Linked DNA regions of Homo sapiens: region 1 is linked to region 2. A link is an interaction called in ENCODE POLR2A ChIA-PET data of the cell type or tissue named here. Cell type or tissue: Panc1. All regions are shown on one strand.

What was found. Peaks named below come from ENCODE experiments on the same cell type or tissue, not always from the same donor. Only the 100,000 strongest peaks of a DNase experiment are listed, where the experiment ranks them.
Region 1: POLR2A ChIA-PET joins it to region 2 with 8 read pairs; 3 of 35 experiments call an interaction of 5 or more read pairs at or near these places.

Annotation. Positions count from the first base shown.
Region 1 is chr12:75,791,429-75,795,428 of GRCh38, reverse strand. The region is part of intron 1 of LOC105369844 (a long non-coding RNA gene); the gene reads left to right. Among named protein-coding and RNA genes, the nearest start is that of PHLDA1-AS1, 240 kb to the left of the region's middle. In Panc1, no CTCF peak of the experiment used is centred here; no DNase peak of the experiment used is centred here; H3K27ac peaks cover 4,000 bases.
Region 2 is chr12:76,072,900-76,076,899 of GRCh38, reverse strand. It overlaps NAP1L1 (nucleosome assembly protein 1 like 1), which reads left to right. Exons shown (of 15, transcript NM_004537.7): 2 at 2,661-2,697. The coding sequence starts at 2,681. Among named protein-coding and RNA genes, the nearest start is that of NAP1L1, 9.8 kb to the left of the region's middle. In Panc1, no CTCF peak of the experiment used is centred here; no DNase peak of the experiment used is centred here.

The sequences.
Region 1 (4,000 bases), 280 kb after region 2:
CTTCACATTAGCTTTGGAAAACTACTAACTAGACAGTAAATTCCCAAGATCTTGCTTATTTACTTACTATGTGCCTGGCACTATGCTAGGAATATGACATATATTATCTCATTTAACCATCACAACAATCCTCCAGGGTAGGTAATGTTATGGGTCATATTTTAGAGATGAGGAAACAGGCTTAAAGATGTTAAATAACTTGCTCAAGGTCATCAAAAATAGAAATGGGATTGAAATCCAGCTCTTTCTCTCTCTCTCTCTCTCTTTTTTTTTCTTTTTTTTTTGAGATGAGTCTCTCTCTGTTGCCGAGGTTGAAGTGCAGTGGCACAGTCTCGGCTCACAGCAGTCTCTGCCTCGCGGGTTCAAGCGATTCTCCTGCCTCAGCCTCCTGAGTAGCTGGGATTATAGGTGTGCACCCCCACGCCTGGCTAATTTTCATATTTTTAGTAGAGACGGGGTTTCACCATGTTGGCCAGGCTGTTCTAGAACTCCTGACCTCAGGTGATCCACCTGCCTTGGCCTCCCAAGGCTAGCTCTCTTTAATTCCAAAGGCAGCCCAGACTCTTAAGCAGTGATATGCTGGTAAACTGGATTTCTAGTTTCTACTTTTTGGTTACTATGAGTAATGCTACTATGAACATATTTTGAAATCTCTTGGGCATATACCTAGGAATAGAATTGCTACACGCATGGTAACTCTGGTAAACTTTTTGAGGAATTGTCAAACCATTTCCTAAAGCAGCTGAAATATTTTACATTCCCACCAGTAATGTATGAGAGTTCAAATTTCTCCATATCCTTGAAAACAATTCTTATTGTCTGGCTTTTTTACTTTAACCATTCTAGTGTGTGTGAAGTAGTATCTCATGGTTTTGATTTTTATTTCTCTAATGATAAACGTTGAGCATCTTTTCATGTGCCTATTGGACGCTTGTATATCCTCTTTGGAGAAATGCCCTTTTATATCCTTTGCTTGTTTAAACATTATATCCTTTTCACCTATGTCTATGTTTATGACAGTAACAAAATTTTGATGATTATAGCTAGGTAGAAACTTTTAAAATTCAGCAGGGTGAGTCTTCTAATTTCACTCTTCTTTTTCAAAATTTTTAGGTATTTTATTCATTTGGATGCTATTATAAATTGATTAATTTCCCTTAATTTTATTTTTAGGTTGTTCATTATTTGTCTTTTATGCTTGAGTTGTAAGGGTTCGTCACATATTTTGAATATGGGTCCTTATCAGATATATGATTTGTAAATATTTTCTCCAATTCTGTGGGTTTTCATTTTCTTGATGGTGTCCTTTGAAGTATGAAAGTTTTAAATTTTAATGTAGTCTAATTTATCTATTTTTTAACTTGTTGCTCATGTTTTTGGTGTTACATCTAATAAACCATTGCTGAACTCAAAAGGCCATGAAGATTTACACGTATGTTTTCTTCCAAGAGTTTTGTAGTTTTAGCTTCTACATTTAGGTCTTTGATCCATTTTGGGTTAATTTTGGATATGATTTGAGGTTGGGGGTCCAAATTCATTCTTTTGCATGTGGATTGCCAGCTGTTCCAATAGCAGTTGAAAAGGCTATTAGTTCCCCCATTGAATGATCCTGGAACCCCCTGTTGAAAATCAATTCATCATAAGTGTACAGGTTTATTTATAGATTTTTCAATTCTTTTCTGTTGATCTATATATCTATCTTTATGACAGTAGCAAAAGTTTGATGATTACAGCTAAGTTACAGCTATGTAACTTAAAATCCAAAAGTGTGAGTCTTCTAACTGTACTCTTCTTTTGCAAGATTTCTTTAGACTATGCTAGGTTGCTTGTGTTTTCATATAAATTTTAGAATTGGTTTGTTAATATCTGTAAAAATGGCAGCTGGAATTTTCATAGGTATTGTGTTAAATCTATAGATTAATAGTATTACCATCTGAACAATATGAAGTCTTCCAGTTCATGAAGATGGATGTCTTTCTATTTTTTTTTTAGGTCTTCATTAGTTTCTTTCAATGTTGTTTTGTAGTTTTCAGTATATGAGTCTTACACAACATGGATAAAATTTATTTTTAGGTATTTTATTCTTTTGGATGCTATTATAAATTTATTTTTCCCTTAGTTTATTTTTCGATTGTTCATTGCTAGTATATAGAAATACAATTGCTTTTGTGTATTGATTTTATAGCCTGCAATCTTAGTGAACTTCTATTAGTTTGAATAGGTTTTTTCATGGATTTCTAAGTACACTGTATATATAAGATTATGTTACCTGCGAATAGAGATATTTCTTTCTTTAAATCTGGATGCCTTTTATTTTCTTGCCTGATTGTACTGATTAGAACCTACAGTACAGTGATGAAAGAAGCTTTGAGAGCAGACATCTACCCTTTGTTTCTGATTTTAGAGGGAAAGTTTTCAGTCTTTCACCATTAAGTATGATGTCATCTGTGCGTTTTCATGTATGCTCTTTATCAGGTGGAGGAAATTCCCTCCTATTCCTAGTGTGTTTAGTATTTTCATCATGATAGGGTGTTAGATTTTATCAAATGCCTTGTGTCTCTGGATATGATTATGTGGTTTCTGTCCATTATTGCATTAATATGGCATATTACAATGATTTATTTTTCTCCCCATAGTTAATCAAACCACATTCCTGAAATAAATCCTACTTGGTCATGGTGTATAATTCTTTCATATGTTGCTGGATTCAGCTGCTACCTAATAATATTTTGTTAAGGATTTTGTTCATTGTACATTCATTGGTCTGTAGTTTTCTTATGATATCTTTTTCTAGTTCTGGTAGCAGGGTAATACTGGCCTCATAGAGTGAATTGGAATGTGTTCCCTCCTCTTTTGTTTCTTGGAAGAGTTCATGAAGGATTGGTGTTAGATTTTCTTTAAATACTTGGTAGAATTTTCCAGTGAAACCCTCTAAACCTTTGAGTGTTTCTTTTTTCTTGGTCAGTCTAGCTAAATAAAGATTTGTCAGTTTTGCTGTTTTCAAAGACTAACTTTTGGTTTCATCAATATTCTCTGTTTTTTTTTTAATTCTCTGTAGCATTTATTTCTACTCCAATCTCTACTATTTCTTTCCTTCTGCTGGATTGGGGCTTAATTTGCTCTTTTTTTTTTTTTTTCTAGGTGGGAGGTCTTAAGATGGAGGCTTAGGTTATTAATTTGATATCTTCCTTTTAAAAATTGGCATTTACAGGTATAAATTTCCTTCTAAGCACTGCTTTAGCTATATTCCACAAGTTTTGGCATGTGGTGCTCTCATTTCATTCGTTTCAAAATATTTTAAAATTTCCTTCTGATTTCTGTTTTATTAGTTCGGAATATATTGTTTAATTTTCACATATTTGTGTATTTCTCAAATTTCCTTCTGTTACTGATTTCTAGTTTTATTCCCTTGTGGTTAGAGAACATATTTTGCATGATTTCAATCTTTTTAAATGTATTGAGACTCATTTTAGGTCTAACACATTGTCTGCCCTGGAGAGTGTTCCATGTGCACTTGAAAAGAATGTGTATTCTGCTGTTGTTTGATGGAGTGCTCTGTAGATGTCTGTTAGATCTAGTAGGCTTATAATGTTGTCAATGTTTTCTATCCATTTTCTTGTTGGTCTTCTGCCTAGTTCTAGTTTTAGCTGTTTTTCATGGCTACCGATGTGGTGAGCCTATCTGTTTCCAAGGCTATTTCAGAGCTGTGGAAGGTAGAATGGGAAAAGCGCAAGTTAAATCTCCTAAAATCTTGCTGTGCTTATTATGATTCAGCCATTTATATTGAATAAATCTTTCTCAGATAGTTGTAAGCCTTTTGTTAATTTCCAGAGTTCTGAAAGAAGTTGATTTTCATGAAATTTACCCATATTTTCATTGATTTTATAGAGGAACAGATTTTTGGAGATCTTCTTTCTACCATTCCCACTGATATCCTGGAAATCACAGTTTTTAGTATAAAAGGTGATGGCTGATCTGAGCCATCTTTTTTTTTTTTAAG
Region 2 (4,000 bases):
CAATACAGTCACATGCTGTATAGGTGTGTAGCCTGGGAGCAATAGTCTATATCATAGCCTAGGTGCGTAGTAGGCTATACCATCTAGGTTTGTGTAAGTATACTCTGATGTTTGAACAACAATACAATCACCCAGAGACACATTTCTCAGAACATATAATCCACACATGACTGTAATGGTGAATGGGAAATTAGTTCTCATTACCCCCAGTCCCTTCTTTCTCATTAGGTTACTCTGGTTAGGTTTTTGGTGTTTGTTTTCAGAAAGGGTTTATTTGTATTAAAGTATGTGCGTATATGAGTGGAGATATATATATATATATATATATATATATATATATATATATATATTTCCATATCCAAAGGGGATTTCGGCATACATCCTATACCTTGCTTTAGTGTTCCTTCATATCAACTCAGATCTGTTTCATTTGTGACTGCAAAGCATTCCATTTTTGCATATTCCATTATAGTACTAAGTTTATAATAAGCTTTGTGTGCTACCCCAAAGAAGACAACGCTATGATTGTCAAGATCAGATTTAATTCCTGTAATCATGAATTTTGTCAGTTGGGAGAGACAGACCATAGGTCAAACTAATTTATAATTACAGACTGAGACATCTTATGGTGGAAAGAAAAGAAAGCTTTATAGGAGTGTGTGTACAACCAAGAAATCTTACTTAACCGGAATGTGCAGGTTGGAGAAAGCATCTCTGGGGAGTGAAACTTTGAAATGAGAGCCAAAGGATGTGCAGGACTTGTTCAGAGCTGTGGAAGAACCTTCTAGGTGAACATGGAAAGCAAAGGCATTAGATTCTTTATAATTTTTTCATGGTAGAGCTCATAAGTGAATAAATCTGGAGATGGACATATTTTGTTTTTTTAATTTTTATGTTTTTAAGAGACAGTGTCTCATTGTGTTGCCAAGGCTTGTCTTGAACTCCTGGCCTCAAGCGGTCCTTCTGCTTCGGCCTCCCAAAGTGCTGGGATTGCAGGTGTGAGCCATGGTGCCTGGCTGAGATGGACATGTTTAAGGCTTTTGATATTCCTATTGTCAGGTTGCTCTCCAGAAAAGATACGGGAACACTAGCTGGAAATAAGGATGCATGTGCACTACAGGTTTCCCTGTATTAAAAAGAAGTTATTGATGATGTGGTAGACAAACTGGAATCCTACTTGGATTTCTTTGATGTCAGAGTTCAGTATTTTTCTTATTTTTGATTAATATTCATAATTGCTAAACACTTTGTAAATGCTGACTCATTACCCAGCATCACTAGAAAAATTCATCAGTACTATTAGGAATTATTTATAACAAATACAAAATATTTACAGAGTTAGATACATTAGGAAGAATAATTTTCTTTATAATTACTCTAAAGGATAGATACTAGGTCAGTAATAATGTTTCCCCCAAATATTAGCACTTAACTGCTAAAATCAGGATGTTTTCCATTTTTAACTCTTTGTTCATAGGCATAATACGTTGCTATGAAAGTAAACACATGCAGGATTTTGTGAATTAAATATGTATTAAGATTTTAATTTTTACCAGATAACTTGATTCTATTTATTCATAATTTTTTTAGAGACAGGGTCTTGCTGTATTTCCCAGGCAGGCCTTGAACTCCTGTGCTCAAAAGATCTTCCTGTCTCTTGGGCAGCTGGGATTACAGGCTCTTGGGCAGCTGGGATTACAGGCTCGTGCCACTGTGCCTGGCTAAGATAAACTTGATTTTAACATGGATTCTATCTAAACTTGGTTTAGTTTTTTTTGGTAATCTGTAGATTACCTGTGGCATTCTACCATTTTTTTCTGCCTGGATATAACACATCTGCTTTAAGATTTGTTTTTCCAAAAGCAGTATTCTCCAGGTTCATACTAATCTTTTAGTGAGAAGGAACTTAGGATATCCTCTGGTGAGTCTTAACAGTAAACTTACTCAGGTCTGGTAACCACAAGTCTTGACAATGTCCCTAGCATATCTAGGGGAAGCTGGAGGTTGGTGGTTGTCAGTTATCTAACATGAGGTACATGTACATTTGGAGAGATAGGGAAGGCTTACCTAACATTAAGATTGGGACCTAGAGCTTTTGAAATAGTCTAAATGGCTATTTGATCCAGGGATTAAGTCTTTTAAAAAGATATCCAGAGGGCATAGTGAGTACAGTAGGCATCAGATTTTGGTTTTCTTAAACATGAATTACATAAAATGAATATTGCTAAATACGAAATGGATAAATGGATTTAAGATGCTACGTAGTCTAAAAATTTAAGCAGAAATTGACCTTTCTTGATTGTTGAAAGAATTTGAATGAAGATCCTTTTGTACTGTTCCTTTCCTATGATTCTAGCAAATGTTAGTTTTGTTTTTAACCAATGGTGCTATTATCATAGTCTTTATACAACAGATTCTAAAAGCTTAGTGGTAACTTTTTTGTTTTAAGTAATATCCTCTGAAAAATTATTTTTGGTACTAGTAAGGAAGAATTTGCATGTTCCATGAGTTTTTTCTTCTTAACACTGATAGTATTTTAAAGGAAATAGACATTTCTTGGGATAGTTTTCAGTATGGTATTGATTTAAAGGGTTTTGGTTTCTTATTTTTTTTTAATAAATCATATACTTTTTTTTTAACATTGATGTTTCTCTCCATAGATATTTGGAGTTCTTACAACATGGCAGACATTGACAAGTAAGTGGCAGAGAGTTGGTTCTTTTTCAGAGATTTGGCATCACTTTGTACTCTGTTCTTAACAGCAAGTAGTATGAATTATATATTATGAAAATGTAGTTACTAATGCTTAGTACCTACTTTTACAAAAGTCTAGTGCAGTGTATTCAAGGTAAAATATAGAATATATGATCATTAGCATATTTATGATCATATATTCGAAACCATCGTATATACTAAACCATTTGTCACTATTTTTAAGAAAATGCTGAGCATGATAATGGATTATAAATACTTGCAGAATTCATTTTTATTGTATATATTTCCCAAAGATTTACTGCTTGCATTGTAATGTACCAAACACCCAAAATGTGTATAAAATGTATTTATATATAGAGCTTAAGGAATATTCAGACAAGTTAAAAATAGAACATTACTATCAGAAGCCTTGTGTGCCCCTTCTCAATTGCACCTTTCCCTTGCAGACATGTAAGTGCTATCCTGGCTTTTGCTAATTCTTTTCTTTGCTTTCCTTCAGAGCTTTACCACCTATAAATAATCAGTGTTTAATTTTGAAAATCTGAATAGTGATCACAAAGTTAGCTATGTAAAGCAACATTGCCACTTTGCCACTGTTAATTGAAGGCTATAAGATAGGATAACAAGGAAGAAAGACTATCTGGGTCATAGTCTGGCCTCAAGTTTTGTGAGGCTTTATAAAAGACTTATTGTGGAGAAGTATTGGGCAAGGTCATGTGTCCTGGGAAGTATAGGTTTAATCAAGTTGGCATGTGGCAGGATTCTAATGTGGATGGATGTTTTATAGAAACAGGGTCAGGAAGAATGGGATGAGGTACACAGTGTTTGTTGCGTGTAATTTTACAGTAGCCCGTGTTAAAATAGAGCACTTGGGAGTGAGGGGATGCTAAATTATTTTCCATAGCTGTTGTAGGCATCAGCGAATGATAGTGGGAGGGCTGGAAACTTCAGTACAAGATCAACACATAGAAGTACAAATAAGAATTTGGGCCACTCTTACGCATTTTATCTTCAGCATTAAAAAAAAACAGATGAGTGACTTATGCATTCTGTCTTCAGCATTAAAAAAAACGAGAAGAGTGGAAACGGCATTTTTAATAATAATGGTTCCCAAAGTGATTGTCTCCTGTGTCACACCTCTAATTTGGATTGCTTAACCTTGGTGACATGGCTGTCATTGGATCTATTTTACTATCTTCCTGAGGTTTCACCTTGTTTCTCCTCTTGGGTTTGTTGTTTGCCATATCTCACATTGCTTTCTCGGTTTGTTAGTACCTTCTTGGAA